5 separate regions of the Homo sapiens genome follow, and all the other regions are linked to region 2. The links are chromatin loops, found by intact Hi-C in ENCODE. Cell type or tissue: PC-3. All regions are shown on one strand.

Evidence for each region. A loop is a pair of places that touch in the nucleus more often than their neighbours do. Peaks named below come from ENCODE experiments on the same cell type or tissue, not always from the same donor. Only the 100,000 strongest peaks of a DNase experiment are listed, where the experiment ranks them.
Region 1: it touches region 2 in a loop (5-fold over the local background); 5 of 110 quality-filtered maps call a loop at or near these places.
Region 3: a loop joins it to region 2, with 4 times the contacts of the local background. A loop is called at or near these places in 4 of 110 quality-filtered maps.
Region 4: a loop joins it to region 2, with 5 times the contacts of the local background. A loop is called at or near these places in 5 of 110 quality-filtered maps.
Region 5: a loop joins it to region 2, with 5 times the contacts of the local background. A loop is called at or near these places in 4 of 110 quality-filtered maps.

The regions. Positions count from the first base shown.
Region 1 is chr1:173,050,536-173,054,535 of GRCh38, forward strand. It overlaps TNFSF18 (TNF superfamily member 18), which reads right to left and starts at 406. Exons shown (of 3, transcript NM_005092.4): 1 at 206-406. The coding sequence starts at 361. In PC-3, no CTCF peak of the experiment used is centred here; DNase peaks (open chromatin) are centred at 546, 2,216 and 2,486; H3K4me3 peaks cover 1,352 bases; H3K27ac peaks cover 1,470 bases.
Region 2 is chr1:172,974,705-172,978,704 of GRCh38, forward strand. No RefSeq gene overlaps it. Among named protein-coding and RNA genes, the nearest start is that of TNFSF18, 74 kb to the right of the region's middle. In PC-3, no CTCF peak of the experiment used is centred here; a DNase peak (open chromatin) is centred at 1,897; H3K4me3 peaks cover 283 bases; H3K27ac peaks cover 2,506 bases.
Region 3 is chr1:172,915,679-172,919,678 of GRCh38, forward strand. No RefSeq gene overlaps it. Among named protein-coding and RNA genes, the nearest start is that of TNFSF18, 130 kb to the right of the region's middle. In PC-3, no CTCF peak of the experiment used is centred here; DNase peaks (open chromatin) are centred at 623 and 2,493; H3K4me3 peaks cover 1,835 bases; H3K27ac peaks cover 3,435 bases.
Region 4 is chr1:172,900,804-172,904,803 of GRCh38, forward strand. No RefSeq gene overlaps it. Among named protein-coding and RNA genes, the nearest start is that of TNFSF18, 150 kb to the right of the region's middle. In PC-3, no CTCF peak of the experiment used is centred here; DNase peaks (open chromatin) are centred at 2,288, 2,948 and 3,358; H3K4me3 peaks cover 458 bases; H3K27ac peaks cover 2,336 bases.
Region 5 is chr1:173,060,157-173,064,156 of GRCh38, forward strand. No RefSeq gene overlaps it. Among named protein-coding and RNA genes, the nearest start is that of TNFSF18, 11 kb to the left of the region's middle. In PC-3, no CTCF peak of the experiment used is centred here; DNase peaks (open chromatin) are centred at 2,215 and 2,605; H3K27ac peaks cover 1,366 bases.

The sequences.
Region 1 (4,000 bases), 76 kb after region 2:
TTTTCTGATACCTTTTATCTCAAAACCTTTAGATAAACTTCAAACGCCATGTCATGACAATATTAGAATTGTATTTACATTATGTATACACATCTCTTCCTTCCAACTATTGCTAACAATACTGAGTGACAATGATAACAACTAGAAAAACAAATAAATAGAGGATTATAGCAAATAGTAACCTTAGGTACAATTGCCTCCTTACCTCTAATTGGAGAAAAATAAAGATTAGCCAACTGAAGGAGCAAAGAAATAGCAACATAACTATTGAGCAAAAGAGCCACAGCTTCCAGGATGATCTCTGAGCTCCTTGAGTTCTTGAATGGCTTAAAGGCATATTTTCCAAGTGGCTCAAACACATTTTTGGAGAAATGAGAGCTGTGGAAAACAAAAATTCACAAGTGATGGGTGAAGGATGCAATGTCATGTTTTGTAGCAATATGGTAATTAGTAGTGGGTGTGGAAGGCGGAGTTTTCCTTCTGTCACTGTGTTAGAAAATGATACTTATAACTTAAGTGCTGACTCTCATTTGGCACCAGATCAAATACAACAAAAGGAACGGAAGGCTGAAAGCCAACACAAACTCAGAACATAAAAAAAAAAGCACAAGGGAAGTTCAGAGGGGAAAAAAATTTCTTTCCTAAATCAAACGGCAGTACAGTGCACGTGTAGAGGAGGCTTGGGAGAATAAAGTGGTGTGCTCTCATCTAAGAAAGTATTCCAGATTATTTCTAGATAAGAAAATCACTTTTTATAAGAAAAAATAAAGTTTGAGATTAATCCCCCTACCATACTCCAGATATCATGTACATGAGCGGCAGAGTGTTAGGAAGTTGGAGAGGCTAGGATCTCTAGTTTGGAAAAAATAGAGTTTTAATCAAGTCATCATCTTGTTTACCTTAAATACCCACAATTTTTATTTGTCAATTATACTTCAGTAAACCTGGAAAAATAAAATCTATACTCACAAAAATGTTTCATCAATTTCTAGTGTATAGAATGCGTTCATTCTGAGTCTCTAGAAAATATCAAGTGTATTACAAGAATTTAATAAAAAATTGTAAATACAACAAGCTCAATTTTATATTTCATCATTTTTAAACTCTGATAATCTAGTTCTGGCATAAGAAGTTATTTTACAGAAGGATATTTTCCTGCATCCTGCCCTCAGCCAGAGCTTATACTCTATTCCAAAAAAAAAAAAAAAAAAACCTTGGGTTTTCTTCCTGGGCCCAAAAATATGGGTTTACTACAAAATTGAGGAAGTCTCCTGGTTCTATGGACCTCAGTCACACAGGCTTTTAAATCAGACAGACCTCAAGAGCAGAGGCTGGCACTGCCCAGTTCCTACCTGCTCTGTGGCCTTAGGCATGTTACTTGAGTTCTCTGAGCTTCAGTTTCCTTCACTGTAAAATGGAGAAAATTTTCACTTTATAATGCTTTTGTGGAGAATGAAATGAAGGTGAAAAGTTTATGCATTCCATAAATGTTAGATTATCTCTTCTCTACCCTCTTTAGCGATGTAGTGAAGTTTAATTCAATTATTAAATCCTAGAAAAGAATGAACATTCTTTATCTTTCCCACAAGATAAAATTCACCTAAAGTTTACTTAAACAAAAGGAAGTACAATGAAAGTATTTTGGAAAACCTATTTTTTAATCTAAGAGAGAATTGACGATTTATAAATTAGAAAAAAGTCCAGAGATTTAACATCCTCCTTTACAAAAAAAGGAAACTAAGGACAAGAGGGTGTGAGTAGTGTCTCAAATCACTGCTGGCTGGTTAATGATGGAGTGAAAACTCAAGCCCACAGATACTGCTTTGTAATCCAACCATTTTGTCTTAATATTGCACTATTTACAATATTATTAGCAATATTTCTCTCTGAACTGTCAAAATTTTAATTTGGGCCCTATTTTACCTTGTTCAATAAACTACTTCTTAAAAGACCAGTTACACAAAAATGATTTTTCAACACAACAAATGTTTTTGTGGCTCTGTACTTAGATGCTGCAATGCAGGGATAAAGAATAAACTTACTCTAGAAAAAGACTGATGCCTTGATCCCATAACCTTTGCACTTGCATCAGATCTGGAATTCATATACACAAGCACAGAACTTAAAATTGGAAGTTAAATTATGTCCTTCCTGTTTTTATGATCTGCCCCTTTTCCTGTCTGCTTTCCAAATTTTTGAGGGAATTTCCCTGGCTTGCTACCTTAGGTAAACATTTATTCACATGAGAAACTGTTTTAAATAAAATCCAGTTCCTCCTTCCGCCTTTAACCACTGTTAGGCCCTGGAATATCCTTATTAATTATTTAACCTTATGACAGTATCTTAAGAAAGATGACATACTTATTTCAAGAAGACTATATTCTAGGGCCTCTTTTCATGAAATAGGATTTAGAAATGAGGAAACTTCAAGTTAAGACAGGTAACAGTAGGCAAGACTTTCTGAAATTCTAGAGCAATGAGTCACAGTTGGCACGATTTTGGTGTAAGTTATCAGGATTACATGTTATATCTCAGGATTTGACAAGAGGTAAATGAGCACCAATTCAAGCTTCGGGTTTATGGTCCGTCCCTGGCTCAGATACTTGAGCATGAAGTTTCTGGGTTTTTTTTGTTTGTTTGTTTTTCAATTAAATCTGACAAGCAAATCCATGTCAAACATTTACTATCTGCCCACTACTGTGCTAGGAGATTTGGGGGATATTTTAAAAAGTAAGAGCTGCCCTGGCCAACATGGTGAAACCCCGTCTCTACTAAAATACAAAAAATTAGCCAGGCGTGGTGGCGCGCGCCTACGGTCCCAGCTACTCGGGAGGCTGATGCAAGGGAATCGCTTGAACCCAGGAGGTGGAGGTTGCAGTGAGCCGAGATTGCGCCACTGCACTCCAGTCCGGCGACAGAGTGAGACTCCGTCTCAAAAAAAAAAAAAAAAAAAGTAACAGCTGCCAATGAATTTGCCATCTAACCAAATTGAAACCTTATCCGCAGGGAGACAGACGCCCAAATTGATACTATACATAAGAAAGTGCCTGAGAAAACAGACCTTGATAAACTGAAACCGTTGAAATAGCGGGTTAGAAATAAACTGTTTAAGAAGAGAGAGGAGGGTACTCTTTCTTGAGGGTATGATAAAACTTTAGAAATAAATATTCAGAGGTATAAGCATCTGTAAATATTAGAAATTAAAATAAGAACTCAATATAAACAATGACAAAATCCTAAATTTTTAAATGAAGCTGGTATTTTTCATTCAAGAGCTGCAAAGTAAGAAATTTCAGGAAAAAAGGTCAAAGAAAACCTCTATTCTGTATTTTTAATATTGAAAAAAAGGTTCTAAGATATGTTTGATTAAGCAATTTGAACTGCATCCATGGCTGCTTTGAATTCAGAATTAATTATAGAACAACATGGTTTCAGTTCACTTACTGACTAAATTACCTTAAAATGCATTAGGCACTTACTGCTTCTTCTCTGCGTACAAATGATTACATCTGAACATCAAACAGCCCTGTATTCTCTGTATCTGTTAGAATGATGAACTGACATTCAGGAAGATTAATCATTTGCCCATAAAGGCAGAATAGGGATTGAATCCTCCTATGTTGGGCCCCAAAACTCATATTTTTTCTACCTCTTTATGCTGAAGTATGTCAGGTACACCCCATGTAGAGTCAACAGAGTAGAAGATATATTAAAGTCTGTAAGAGGGCATTAGGTGGACATCAGTTTCCTCCAAATCTGTTAGTACTCAGGTCTGCACTCCTCGCCACATTCCCCTAATACCACTGTTTATCATGACTTTATCCTTGAGATAGTGTATGGGTATAGCATAATCAATCAGAATTTTTCAATATGTCAGAACTCAGTGAGGAATAATACACAACTAATTTTGTCTACTCTGGGTGTCAGAGTATTACTGTCACGACAAATAGGGCTCATTTGACTTGAAGACACATAGATGGATATATGCAGTAAATCAATA
Region 2 (4,000 bases):
TTTTATTTTTAAAATTCTTTTTATTTTTATTTTTAATTTTGTTTACTTTAAGTTCCAGGATGCATGTGTGGAATGTGCAGGTTTGTTACATAGGTATACATGTGCCATGGTGATTTGCTGAACCTATCAACCTGCCAACTAGGTTTTAAGCCCTGCATGCATTAGCTAATTGTCCTGATGCTCTCCCTCCCCTCACCACCCCTCCTGCCTACAGGCCCACATCCCTCCTGCCTACAGGCCCTGGTGTGTGTTGTTCCCCTCCCTGTGTCTATGTGTTCTCATTGTTCAACTCCCACTTATGAGTGAGAACATGTGGTGTTTGGTTTTCTGTTCCTGTGTTAGTTTGCTGAAGGTGATGGCTTCCAGCTTCATCTATGTACCTGCAAAGGACATGATCTCATTCCTTTTTATGGCTGCATAGTATTTCATAGTATATATATATATGTATGACTTGTACACAGTGACATGCACAGATCTTAAATATATAGCACTTTAGCACTACTCTGATCAAGATAAGAATAACACCAGTCCTTGACAGGCTCCCTTATGCCCCTTCTCAGTCTCTGTCTCCCCAAAGGTAATGTCTATTTTCTACTTTATCACCACAGATTAGTTTTGTCTATTTTTAAATTTTAAAATTTAAAATAACTTAAATATTTTTAAATATATTGATGGACTCATACAATATACACTCTTGTGTCTAGATTTTTTCATGCAGTATACTTCTGTGAGATCCATCCATGTTGTTTGAGTGTAGCAGTAGTTCATTCTTTTTCATTTCTACTTTATATTCCATTGTACAATTATATCACAGCATGTCTATCCTTTCTACCATGAATAAATATTCGGACTGTTTCTAATTTTTGGCTATTGTGAATAAGCTCTTAAGAACATTCTTGTACATGTTTTTAGTTTTCCCAGTTTTCTTTTCTTTTTTTTTTCTTTTTTTTGCACATAAGCACTCGTTTCTGCTGGGTGCATAGCCAGGAGTACAGTTGTAGAGCCACAGGGTCATATTTAGCTTTAGAAGATATTGTCAAACAGTTTCCCAAAGTGGTGTGACCACCAAAACCACCCTCCTCTTGTTTACCCCCTACCTCACTGGCCATTCTTTCTCAATTTTTTTTTGCCAATCCTTCGTAATAGCCCAGTGTTTTAACAAAGAAGTACCCTATTCAAATCCACATCTCCTTTTGGCCTCATCCTCCTTTTCCCTTTCCCTACCTTATTTTTCTTTATATCAATTATAACCATTTATAATAATGTATAATTCGCCAAGGTATTTACTGTCTTTAACCCTGTATATTTTAAGGGGTATAAGCTTCATGAGAACAGAACTTGTGCTACTTTTATTCCCTGATACATTCCCTGTACCCAGAACAGTCTCTGGCACATAGCAAGCACTCAATAAATATTTGATGAATAATTGAGTGATTAACTGAATGGAGGAAATGTTAGGGAAAAATGGTAAGAGGCAGTGGAGAGATATATTCTCCCCCAAAATCTTTAATGAATCGCTAGTATGGATGTAGCCCTGTTTGAACCTGGACATTCTGAACTTTATATGAATTGCATCATCAAAGTTTAAGTTCCAAAGGCAGGTGTCCTTGAGTTCCTGACTGGGACAGAGATGAGTGGAGAGGAATCAAATCCTGAAAAACATCTGGCTTTGTTTTTTGTGGCAAGTGTCAAGGTCCCTCAAAAAAAGTGCCCAAAATAACTTTATAATCACTTTAAACTGAAACGTAAACTAAAGAATTGTGCAGTTTGGCAGCCACTGACGTCACATCATTTCATCCAGTTCTAACCAGAAGCTTCCCAGGAACACAATAGCTGTTGAATCATTAGCCAGGGTGTGTAACTGGAGCCAGCTACCAATCTGGCCTAAACCCTGAGTTATACAATAAAAGTAGTTTGTAAGCTAGACTGAAATCTCTGTGGCCAGAACAAACAGTTAAACTGAAAATTATCACAAGGAAAGGCCAAAGTCAACAAGTTTGGTAGTGACTCAAAAAAAAAAAAAAAAAAAAAAAAAAAAAAAGCAAGGAGCTCTTGGCTTTGGCCCAGGGCAGACCAAGGAAACAGAGGATAGGTGAGAGATGCAGGCTCACATCAGGTCAAGGACAAGGTGGAGGGCACCCAGAATGTTTGATGGCATTCAGTATTCATTTTGCATTCTGTGTTCTTGGAAAGCCAGGGTGCAGCCTGGGCCTCCCAAAGGTATTAGCAGTGTCAGGCACCTGATGGCCTAATGCCACTTACAGAAGCAGATTTCTAAAATCTCACTGGAGATCTAAATCAGGAAGACCAAGAACAGAATGAAGTGATGGGGAAGGCTTTGTTGTTAGCGCTGGAGACTATTTTCAAAATAAGCTGAGTTTATCCAAGATTCTTGGCCATTGAGCAACTTTTTCAAAGGTAATCGAGGTTGGTTGTCCCAACCCTTCTTCTTCTTAAAGTACAAAAAGACATTTGGCCAATAAACCACTACACAAATATTTCTGTTCTTAGGTTTCTGACTATATTTTGTCTTATATGACATACTGCTTTTATGCTTCCTTCTAAATTTTAATTATGAGAAGAGTAGAGCCTATGATTTACCCATCTGTAAATCTTCCCCCAAACCACGACCTCCACCTAGTTCAGGGCTTTGAACATGATAGGAACTCAGTAAACATTGTTGAAATGAATGGAATATCTTTCAAATGTGTGAGGAATCATACTATGTTTAAGGCATATTGAAACTCTGCTATGGTATGATTTCTTCCTCGCAACCACCAGCACAATAGAACCAAACTGGTTTGTCCACACTTCCTGCCCAGGTAACTGGAGGTGAAACTTTTGCTCACCTTAAAATATTTGTCATATTGCCTTAATGTCTTTGCCCACAGAATTAATGGAAATACTTGGGTTTACTGATAATTGATAATTGGGCTTAAAAATATTTGTGTAGTAAACATAGCCAGACTATGTCCTATGTGCCCAAAACATCTCTCAGTGATTAAAAGTATTCTGTTTTGAAAATAAATAAGCATGATGATGCATGCTGGGGTTTGGTAATAATTTGCTACGTTTGGTTCAAATTAGTCAGTTCCTTTCAAAGTCATTGAAGAGTAAAATATGAACTGCCATGCAATGAGGCTGACCTGGAACTCTCACTTCCCCAAGTCATTTCTTGGCCATAGGTCGGTGGTGACCATTTCATGGCCTGTTTGAGGAGAAAGCACTGGAAAGAAGCTTTTTATTGTTGTTTTATTGTTGTCTTCTTCTCTGTTTTATGCCTTTTTCTGTGGTACAATTACCAACGTGTGTGATATCTAGTACTGTCTGTTTAAATATAGTCTCCCTTCTGCTTATAATGTTTTCTTCTTTATAGAGACATTTCTTTTAAAAGTGCTTACACCTATATTTCATCAGTGCTTACACCTATATTTGATAAGATGGGAGTGGAGGAGAAGGAGGAGTGCGTAGAAAGAAAGCTTGTAGTATTAAGAAAAACTATGAGTTTGTAGAATCTCACCTTGGCAGGAAATGGTTGAAGACACTAAAGACACTGATGTGGAATGAGTGAGCTTGCCCTGTTTTGGAATTTTAAAAACTGAAGCTTTCTTTCATATAGTTGCTGGATGTTTTCTTTTTCAGCTGTATGAAATAAATAGTACCACCTTTGTTAAACCCCAGTAATGAACATTGTGATGGTTAATTTTATGTGTCAATTTGACTAGGCTACAATACCTATATATTGAGTAAAACACCAGTCTAGATGTTGCTGTGAAGCTGTTTTTAGATGAGCTTAATATTTAAATCAGAGACTTTCAATAAAGCAGACTACCCCTCATAATGTGGGTGAACCTTTTCCAATCAGTTGAAGGCTTTGAGAGAAAAAGACTGAGGTCCTCCAAATAGGAAGAAATTCTGCCTCCAGGCTACCCTTGGACTCAAGTTACAACATTAAGTCTTCTCGCCAGCCTGCTGACTTACCCAGAATTTGGAATTGTTA
Region 3 (4,000 bases), 59 kb before region 2:
AGACAACACAGGTGTTACATCTCTAACAGGTTAACTCTTCAAATATGTCACCATTAGATGTGTCCCTCTCTAAAAAACCAAACCAAACCAAAACATGGTCGCTGAAATTTAGGTAAAGGGCCTGAAAGCACTAAACCCAGACTTTTAAGCCCCACACATTGATCCCTGCCCCAATTAAATAGCAACTCATAGTTTATTTTGAATTAACACTTCCTTGCTCACAATGACCTTGAAAATGTGTTCCCCATCCCACCCTTACTATGAGATAAAGATTTGCTGGGAAGTCTCAGATGGTGCGTCCCACCCTCTTCTATGTTATAGTTTGAGACTTGTCAAAGCTCTTGTGTATAATCAAGAGGAAACTTCCCCTGAGAGGTTTTGCATCTGTTAATGATACAAAATCAACATTATCCATATTCAGCCAGTGAAAGAAACCCAGGAGGAAATCTAAGAAAGGATAAAGACACTGCTTAGGGTGAGAGTTGGAGAAGGTGAGGCGCCTATTACATCCCTTTCAAAGAGAATTATTCCATAGCTCCAAAATCTGGAGTGTGCTTTTCAATGCAATTTATATCTTCACAAATATTTAATCTACTCTCAGGGGATATTCTCAAGAGATTAGACATCACTGAGTCAGAACTTAAAAATATCTTGTCTAAATTTACAAGCATCTAACCGAGTGCTGTCACTTTAAGGAAGTCACCTTTGGAGGCCATCCACTTAATTTAAGAAACTATTTTTTCTGAGAGCATATTATAGCCCTGTTCTTTGCTTTGTCTTTCTTTTTTGGGTTACTTCAGAGCCAGTTTATAAGAAAATGTTTATGTTGTTATTTCATAACTTAAATCTTGTTTTGGGCTAAAAGACACTCTTTCAGATTATTTTTCATATGGTTCATCAGTTTGGGCTCCATGACATTCAGCTACTTTCAATAATCACCTTTATAAAACAAAGATTTGCCATCTTTGGGGATATTCAAAATAACATTTCACAAATTTGTAGGCACTGCCTAGGTTCACTTTGTCTTCTCCACCCAACTCCTTGCCTGTCTTTCTGAGGTCTTCCCTGTACTCTGGCCATAGCACTCTCTTGGCCATGGCAGGTGGCATTTGCTAGGCTTAGGATACTTGTTTCCATTCTCTTACTCACCTGAATTTACTCACTTTTAGATTCTGGCCTAAAATATTACTTTCCAGAAGGGTTTTACCTTCTGGCTCCATCTTCCATCTTCCATCACCCATCACTGAATATTTACCTCATGTAAATATTTACTGAAAACATTTATATCACCACACATTTTATTAGCCCTCTAGCCTCACTGCTTTGGGTCTGAGTGGATGTTAGAGCCTCAGGAGACCCTTCATTCCTACAGAGCCTACTGGGGCCCAAGCTGAGTTACAAGCCTGGCCACTGTAGATTCTACCCAGGAATGAGCAGCACACACTTGTTTTTTATCCATACTTTTCCTTCTCCTCTCTCCTTTGCCTGACTCCTACCCCTTTCACATCTTGGCATGGATATGACTTCCTTAAAGACATTGACCTGCTCCCCCTCTACCCTGCCCTTTACTGAATGAAGTTCCCCACCCTATTATGTGTCCCCAAAGCACCTGTGCTAACTCTATCATGACAGTTCTTAGATAGTATGGAAATTGTCTGTGTGGTTACCTGGTGGCTTGTTGCAACATTACAAATTAGCTCCTCAAAGACTGGAACTGTGTCTTGTCGATATGTGAACCTCAGCTAGACACTTAGTAGCTGCTTGGTCAACGACAGCCGAACAAAAATCAAATAGAAAGTTGGATGGAAAGATGGATGGATGGATGGATGGGTGGGTGAGTGGATGAGTCTAAAGAGAAGCTTGAAGGATTCTGGATGAACTGGATGCCTTGTTCCTTCATCTTTTGGATTTTTTCTTAGCTTTTTCTCAAAATGTTTACCTTGTGGATCTCTAGTCTAGTTCTGAAGTGGTGTTAATTGCTTTTATTTTTTTTTTTTATTTCCTTCAGGCTGGGAGACTCCCAAGGAAAACTGACTTAAAGTCCCTAATTTGAACTGGAAAAAGGACCCCATTGATGCAGTTAGTTTCTTCCCATTGATGCATTTAGTTTCTTACTCTTGAGACTGAAAGTTGACCTATTTTTCAGTTGGTAGGTAAGTTGGGAAATTTTTAAAGCTTATGCAAACTTCACTCTTGGCATTATTGGCCTTGAAGAAATGTTACGAAGACTTCTCTTTGGAAAGTGAGTTTGCTGGAAGTAGCAACACACTCCTGTGATAGAGACAAGTATAGAATATTCCTTCCACACCTGTATTGCCTTCTCCAGAACTGCATTTTAACAATTCAATATTTTCTCATTGGCAAGCACTCTCTTGTTGGTTGTATTCATCTCAGGGAGTTACATTTTTCTCTTATGAGTTCGACATTCTTTCAACCGTGTTCTGCCAGTGAGTCATAGGGACCCAGTGCATTTCAGGAGCTATAGACCAGAAGTTGAGCATATTGTTCCAAATACTTGGATCTGCATTTTAATATTGTGACTAAGTGGGCTCAGGGCACATTTCAGCAGAAGGCACTTTTGCATTTTATTGTGGGCAACTTCCTACCACCTCCACCCAGAACAATGAATGGAGTTGAGGTTTTCCCATTTATTCATATCTGGTATCTCTGTGCCAAAGTGACATCCACACAATGTTTTCTCATATTTAAACAACACTGGTCACTTAATTACAGTTTAAAGTTAATTCAAGAGAAGGGCTATATACTAGTAGAAAAATAAGTTTTATCTGGATATTATAATTATGAGGCAATTAGTAATTTCTTGGTGGCTTTTTGGGATCAGTCTCACTACTTCTTAGTCTCACCTTAATCAGTCTCATTAGTTAATTCAGAAAATAATCAAACCTTAACATATGTTTTCACTTTTACTTCTTAGCTGTGTTTTTGGAGCTAGGCAACATGGTACACTCAAAGAATGTAGAAGAATTAAATACCATAAGGTACCCGGTTGCATGATCTCATTACACCCTGTTCTTTGTCTTTATAGCAATGGCACAGTTGGATATTGTGTTTCTTGGTTTATTTACTTTAAATATCTCTCTCCCACTAAACCGTAAAGTCCAGGAGACCCAAAGGTGTGTTTGTTTATCCAAAGTCTAAAACAGTGCCCTCCACATTGTGGGCTCCCCATAAATAATTGATAAACGAATAAAACAAATGATCAGTTAGCATCTACTTAACAGAAAGCAAGCCCATAGAGCGTCTTTTGAATATCTGCAATTGTTCCATTCCAGGATTGAAAGGAGGCCCACAGAGCTCTACATGCCTCTAGTGAGACCCTTCCCAGGCTCCCAAACTCATGTTTAATACTCCTCCAAAACTTACCACCACAAACTGCCTAAGGACTAAATGCAAGAAGGCGCTGTAGTCAGAATCGATCATCTGCCTTCACCTTGGAGTCTTTAGGGCATGCCCTCAGGTTATCCTGCCTCTCTTCTCCTCACACTGCTCGTTATATTTCCTACTTTGACTCCATCTCCCATCTCTTCCCAGGCAGGTCCCCCAAACCCTTTCTCTGGTTTCTCTTCTTATGGTCAAGCCTCAACAATATCTCCAGTATACACAGCCTCTTCTCTCGCAACTCTCTTCATTAGCTTGTCCTAAGTGAAATCCGGGTCTCCTTTAAACATACTGCTTCTCCCACATCCCTTTCAAGTGAAGATGTTTTTTTTCCTCTCATAAACCTTGTACTATATACTAGAGATGAGATATGTGTCTTTGATTCTCAGTGCTTCTCCCAAATATTGTTAATCCTTTAAAAACATTATCTGAAAATGCCTGCCAGTAGATTCCATACTCATCACCTACCTACCTCCTAAGCCCTAAGTCTCACCTCTCTTTTCAATAAAAAATTTTAGCCTCCAGTTCACCATGTTTTTCCTCACCCACTACTCTTATCAGAATTTTTGATTACTTCAATATCCACAGGGACAATCCATTC
Region 4 (4,000 bases), 74 kb before region 2:
CTTTCTTGAAACTTGCTCCCCCTTCTACTTCAAGACAGAATCTATTCTCTTCTTATTCTCCTCCTATATCCTTTACCCATTCTTTCAATTGCTTCTACTTTTCTCTTAATTGTTGTTTATCAGCACTCCAACTTCTGTTGTCTTCTTGCTCTTCACTCTTTTTCTGAGTGTTTGTGCTAATTATCTCTTCATTTCTCATCTCTATGCCCTAAAAATCTGCCTTTTACCTTTATCCTGGAGTTCTTTTGAGCTATGCATCCATATTTCTAACCACTCCTAGACCTCTCTCCCTGTTGTCCTGCTCCTGCAGATAGACATACCCCAGTTCTAATGCAGAACTTATCTATTCTTCTCTGCTTCTCCCTACAACTCAACTCCCCAGTGAAACCAGAAAAGTCCTGGTTCTCTTATTGCATTCTCTTTCTCTATTACTATTCCCCCATTTCCTCCATCATCCAAGTTGGAAATCTTGGAATTACCTTGATGACTTCTCCTCCTTCAGTTGGGCAGGTCTGCTCAATTCTACCGCCAAAACATTTTTTCATTTGACATGGCTCTCTACTTCCCCTCTGATCCTCCTCATCAAGTCATCCCCCAGCTCTCTCACAGGCTTGTAGGTGGCATCTGTGAGTCCTGGCTGTCTTCACTCTAGAGCTCCCTCACTCCTACCCTCAAGTTATACTTCTCCACAGCACGACCCAAACAATGCTCAGTTACTGTGTGCTGGAGGAAAATTTTAACTGAATAGGAAGACTTACTTTCTTCCATTAATAAATAAGTTACTGATGTGCAGGTGGCACATGGTTTTATTGAAATTATAACTTTTCAAATATTTTTAGACTTCTAGAATTAATGGAGCATTCATTACTTTAATGTCCACAAGTGTAAAATAAAGGTACTTTAATATGAGTAAATTAAATTCTAAATTAAATTCTAAAATCATCTTCAATTCTGATTGATCATGATCATTTATCAGTCCTTTCTTCCATCAGAATTTTCCCAGTCACTTTTAAGAAAGGAAGGAAAAGCAAGAGAAACGTACCAACCGCAAACTAGATCAAGGATGAAGAGCTAACTCTTCTGAATTATCTGTCTTGAAAAGCTTGAAGATATCGCAACATTCTTACTTGTTCTTCCCTTCTTATTGTAGAGACTTGGAATTGTGTCCTTGGTTATAAAAACCTTGGAGAGTAAAGTGTAAATTAATTTAAAAATGAATTCTAGTCAATTTTGCTACTGATTAAATTCTAATTGAGACAAAGTGTTGAGCAAGTGGCTAAATAAGTAAGTCAAAGGACTTGGTGGTTTAAGTAGATGCTAATTATATAAGAATCATTCACTATTAGTGTCAATGATTAAGAGTTAACAGTGGTGCTTCTAAGTTTTGACTTTGATAGGTAGTCTGAATAATAAATCAAAGCACTAGAGTTATTGTAGTGGCGGCAAATTTTTCTAAAAGTATATTTTAGATGTCAAAAAACCCTGAATGTTTAACAACAAATTAATTAATTATGGAATCAATAAAATTCAATGTTTTTGACTTTGAATTTTCTATGGAATCAGGTTAACAGTCAGCACTCTATACTATTGCATCATCTTAGATCACAATAAAATTGAGGCAAAGAACATAGTGAAAGGTGAGTTTTATTTTGAATGAGGATATTTAACATCTAGACTTGGAACTGACTATATCAACTTGGTTATGTTCATTAATGCATGTATGTTGATGTATGGATCACTAATTTGAGATAAGTATATCTCAAATTAGTGAATGCGAAAGTGATATAAAATGATTTTTAAAATACAAATCAGTGTTTCCGTAATGCTCTGAGTTTTTGAACTGGTCCTGTAGAATGTTAACGTAGATAGTTAGCATCTTTTCTATATTTTATGTTCACTATTCTTCAACTTAGAAGGAAAATAATTGTGGACAGTTTATAAATTACTAGCAGTATGCTGAGCTCAAAAATTACGTTATTCAGTTTCTCTTCTATTAAAAGTAAATGTCATGATGCAGTACTGACCTTATAGAAGACTTGAAAATACTGTCCCTGTGGTAAACTTAAACAAACCTCTGTTGTTTCAGATAAGTTTCAGAATGTATCTTAGCTAGTTTTAAGATCCCATGACTAACACTGTTATGAATATATGTCTACCAGTGACATTGTTAGTCACTGAGTCTTTGGATGTGTAATGAAGAAATACATACAGCAGCTGAAGAATTTTTATGAAGCCAATTGTGGTAATACAAAGCTTTTTCATGGTTTAACATTTTGTATGTGCTTCTCCTAATTATTCAGCAGACTCGGCTACTGCAAATGCCAGGTCATTTTCTGACTGTGTAGCTTGGTTTTTATTAGATAATGGAGCAGAATAACATAGATTATATTTCATTACAAGCAAGATGGCAGCCAGCCACTCTAGAAAATGACTATATTATACAAGAAATTTTTATGTGATTCATTCTAGACAAAACTATCTAAAGATCCTTCCCACTTAAGTCTTCCAAGGTCATGTAGCAATGTCTGAGCTTTGGAAGTTAACACAAGTTCACTGGCTCAGAACCTAAATAAATCCAACCCAGACTCAAAAATGTTGGTTGGTGGAGTAATATTTGAAATGGAATTGAAACTTGATTTGCAGTTTTGTAATATGTAATATGTTGTACAAATATATGTAATACATATGTTTATAATATATCCTTCCTTAAGGGCCACTACCTTCTCGTCCAACTGTGACATTCAGCTGACACTAGCAAGTAGTTTCAGCAAGAGAATATACTATAAGTAATGTATGAAGAGAATGTATAAAAGTCTTAAAGACTAACTAGAATAATTATATCAGCCCATGAAAGCATTAGTGTTTCTAATTAAACTTCTGAAGATCTCATCATACATTCCTAGGAAGTGAGTGTTAAGGGCAGGTCAAAGTATACATACCCCTTATTAGAGAGGAATGCTTCTTCCATGGCCATTGATAAATAAACATTGTTTCCCTACATGGAGTTCTTCAATTTCACTGTTGTGGTTTTCATAAAAACCCTGGAGGATTATTATCTTCCTTTCCCAATCCTTTAAGTTTGAATACCTTCATCTCCAATCAGGGAAAATTTATTTATTAAAACTGAAATAGGGAGCAAGAAATCTAGTCACAACAAGTCTGTCTGTAGTAGAGAAAAATCTGCAGGGAAATTCACCATTAATTTTTAGGCTAGTCAAGTCATAACTCTAGTAACCCATGGGAATTCCATTACTGCTCTTTAGAAGTTTTTACCCAGCCTAAGCACATGTCTGCATTCAGAGTTGGTAGTCTTGGTTTTCTTCTTCTTAAATGTCACTCCAATTTTTTTTTCCTAAATGAGCCGGGGGTCATATCCTTTGTGTTACCTTAAAGCATATTTATTCCTTTTCTTTCTGAAATGTTGGCCAGATGACAAGTGAGACAATGAAGTGTCATTCAAACTTCCTGACCTGGAGTAGGTTTCTCCTTTTTCAGATCCTCAATGTGACCCACATTAAAAGTGAAGTTTATCCTATCCTTAGAGTTTCAGAGCTTAAAGGCTAGCCTATGAATTCAGGACAGTCCTGAGCCATTTTCTTCAGGAAAGCAAGTGCAGGTGGGGTGAATTTCTGTTCCCTCAAATGGAATCATTAATGGCAGTGTTTCTAGATAATGCCAAAATAGTTCAAGTTGAAATTAAATGATATGTGTACATAGTTATTTATCTGAATGGCCAATCTGCATATGCCTAATACCTGAATTACCCAAGATGTAAAACGAATTATTTACTGTGTGTTTCAGTGAAGTTTTGAACCAAATAATTTGAAATTCTTAAGGAGCCCCAAAATATATTCCTTTGGAGAGATTTTCCTGATAGTTGGAAAAAATTAGTTATCTGTCTTAGAAAATGTTTTCTTCCTGCCTTGAGGGCCTTGTTTATGCTGTTCCCTTGTAAAATGCTATCTTTCACCTCCATTGCCCAGTTAATCCTTCTGACACT
Region 5 (4,000 bases), 85 kb after region 2:
CCATCAGATAATCCAGGATAATTTCCCAATTTTAATTTCCCATAATCTTATTACATCTGCAAAGTCTCTTTGGCCACATAAGGTAATATAGCCAGATGTTCCAGAAATTAAGGTGTGGACATCTTTGAGTTGTCCTTTTGCATACTAGGATGCCAGCCACCCCTCTGATACCTTCTGATGCCAGGGATTGCTTGAGACAGCACTGCTGCATCGTCCCTCCACTCCCAGTGGATTTCCAGGGTTCCCTCAATGCAGGTTCATCTTTCCCCCAGACAGTCTTTTGGGATAGGTGGTCTGTTGCCAATTCCATGATGTGGCCTAGACACCTGTTAAGTCGATATTGTTCCGCCTCGCTCCATGGAGATACAAGGGTACAGTGGGCAATGAAGAGGAACCATCCCCTCTCTGACACACCACATTGAACAACTCCACAAGAAGGCTTTTCCTCAGAGATGCTCTTCTAATATGTTCCCTTGCTTCCATGACCCCTTCTTCCCCACTCTAGCCATTTTTATCAATATAGGAAAGGGAGGTTGCTAGAATATTTGATGGAATGTCCCTCTTTGTAAGACATAACAGGCAGCTTTTTCACATACAAGTTTAACTTAGAACATAACATCCACTTGTGTATCCTTGGCTGTAAGCTGTCTCTGTAGTAATCCCTGCACCAGTCATCAAAGAGTAAGACATTGAAGAAGAAAAACGTGTGTAGACTTTTTTGACATACAAATTTAAAATCATACTTTTCATATAGTTCCATAACCTACTTTTTACACAGTATGACATAACTGGCACTGTGTTTAAGTAATATATAAAATGATGTTTAATAGATGCATGGTATCCACATTGAATGTATATAGTAATACATTGTTGTTGGAAAATTTTTCAAGAATGTTTTAATATTCAGGAAAATAAATAGTAATATATAATCAAGTGTTTTCACATGGACATGTCTTCCTCTCCTTTGGTGCCAAATGGGTAAAAAGAAGGCAATAGATCAGGTGGGCTTTAAACTCTGAAAACATTATTAGGGATTATAGCCTATCCTCAAGCTTATTTCCTGAGCTCAAAACTGGGCAAAACAGGAATTCAACTGTGAGATGAGAGTTTGGTTAGAATACATGTCTAAGCTCTAACTAGTGTTCCTTCTGAAACACCCTGAGTCTTTTCAGAGAGGAGATGGGACTGCCTGAAGGTGATTATCAGGAGGCCCAGTACTGTTTTGCTGCTGAAAAAGTCTGACGATTACAAGTTGCAGTTCTTCCACTTTGTATTTGAGAAGCATTCTCAGTATGTTTCTTTCTTGGTTTCTTACTTAAAGGAAGTTCTTACCCCAAATTAGGTTAATAAGGATCTTGCCTTATGGCAAGAATCTGCTTTCTATTATGAAAGTGCCAATATCTGAGAGACAAACCATCCTTTAGACTTTCTCTTTCTTAATCTTGTGCTGGCCAGTTGTTGTCATACTCTAAACTTCATCCACATACTACCTCCTAGAGAAACCACCTCCTGGCCTTTTCATCTTAGTTAAATGCCTCTTCCATGTGTTCCCAGATCCCACTGTATTTATCCGTATGACAGCACTGGTATTACCACAATATAATCATCTGCATACCATCTTCTCTATTTGGGTGTAGGCCTCTAAAGGCAAGGAGTTGTTAAAATCTCCTAACACCTGAAACCCACCTAAGGCCTGGATCATAGAGGAGGCACAATAAACATTGAATGAGTGGATGGATGGATGGATGGATGGATGGATGGATGGATGGATGGTTGGATGGTTTTACTAACATTATATCACCACGGAGCAGCGATCAGACTAGATTCAGCTTTCAAGACTTAAATTTATAAGTACTATGTTTATACCACTCTACCTTGACTAATCATCTATAACCAGAGCCAAGTTTATGTTGAATGTTTTGTTTCACATTGAACTCCATGGTGGTTTTATTTACTGAACATCACAACACTGATAACAACATTTTATATTGTATAGCTAAAGTCTGGTAGTCTCTTATGTTTGACTGTAATGGTCCACTCTTTCTCTCCTGTAAGATTCTGACTCCTGAGAGCTATGAAATAACACCAAGGAAAGGAAGCAAAGCAATGTTTGTACTCATTGTATCACCTAAAGCTTGTCATACAAACAGCATGACTCACACTGGTCTTGTCCATACTGAAGGCCCAGGAGCACCCTGTCTGTGGTTTTTAATTACCAGGACCTTACTATACACCCTGTAGGCACTGAGTGATTACTCTGTATAACTGTTTCCTGATGTATATCAAACCACGCTGTAATGTAAAGCCTGCCACAAAACCACACTCATGTTAAAGAAGTAAATACAGCAAGTACATTCTTATCAATAGGGATGACAGTAATAAGCCCATCTAAAATGAACTGAGCAGCTGACATACCTCCCAAACAACTCTTGAGTTTGTTGTCTGGCATACCTCCCAAACAACTCTTGAGTTTGTTGTCTGGCATACCTCCCAAACAACTCTTGAGTTTGTTGTCAGCTTATAATTGTGGTATTGGTTACTCCTTCTTTTCACCTACCACAGTGCATTGTACCTATCTCTTTAATAGTATCTATGACTGTGTAAGCCTCTGAGGGGATGGGACTATGTTTACCTCTGCACACACAGTGCCTGACATAGTATGGTTGTCCAAGAAATATTTATGAGAAGAGTGAGTAAGTAAGTGAAATAATATATTGATCCTCTTTGAGTCAAATATTACATATAATTTTAATTATTTTTCTGAGTAGAAATGAACTTTGCCCATCATCTTTCACACATTCTATCTTATATTCTTTTATGGTGAAAAGCATGCATTGATGGGGCTACAGGATAGGATTGCGGGATAAGTGCAGTCTCTGGTTTTGGATTAGAACAAAATTAACTGGCTTACTGTCATCACACCCAGGATATTGGCCCCCTGAGGAGCATTTTTTCACTTGTTTCTTTTAATTCTGACTGATCAGTTATGTAAAGATATTTATCCATTTGGATTTAGATTTAAAATGTAGAAATATGATACTATCAAAGGAGAAATCTGTAATGCCCCTAGGATACACGATGGGATGCAAAGGGAAGTTTGGAAAATCAAAGTAGTTAAATAGAATTCATATTAAGAAGAGAAATCTGGCCTTTGATTTCTTAGCCACAAAAGCATCACTTGAAAGAGTAGAAATAAACAAGAGATGACACAGAATCAGAAGACACATATGTTGTAAATTGGGGAAAAGCAAATCAGAAGCCAACATTTTTTTTTGCTGGAATTGATTTGAAAAACAGTTTTCTGTACAGCTCTACAAATAGTATTTCATAAATCCTGAGTGCTTTATCCTTTTTCTAAACAGTCTTGTGTTTGACATCATGTTTCAGTTTTTTGAGACACTTAGTGGTTATGCAGCTTCACTATTCAGGTAGACTCTTCCCATAGCTACATAACATGTTGCTTCCACCCTCAGCATTCTACAGTTCCAAATCCAGTTGGCTGATATAAGTCATCATCTTATTTGATATCTTTGTAGATTTTAACACTACTTACCAAAAATTTCTTGAGACTGCTTCTTATCTTGGTTTCTAGGATATGATTCTCTTTTGGTTCTCTCCCTTCTTTTTGCCTTATCATTAGGCATCTTTATGGAGTCCTTTCCCATTTTCCTTTAATGGTAGAATTCACTGGTGTTCAATCTTAATTGTCTTTTCAGATTAAAAGCTATCTCTGGAGAAGATGATGTCAGCAAGATGGCAGAATAGAAAAATCCAGGTCCTGGTTCCACCACAGAAACATGAAGTAAACAACAAAGGAATGGCTTAATAGCCTTGTGAGAGCTCTAGAAACCAGTCAAGAGACTGCAGCAACCAAGAAAATGTCCAACCAAGCAAAAGCCACACTCAAAATGGTAGAAAATTTCATGGCATTTTTCTTAGCCTTTGCCCTAGTCTCTCTCTCATCATAGTGCAGTGGGGTTAAGAGGAAGCCACCCAATTC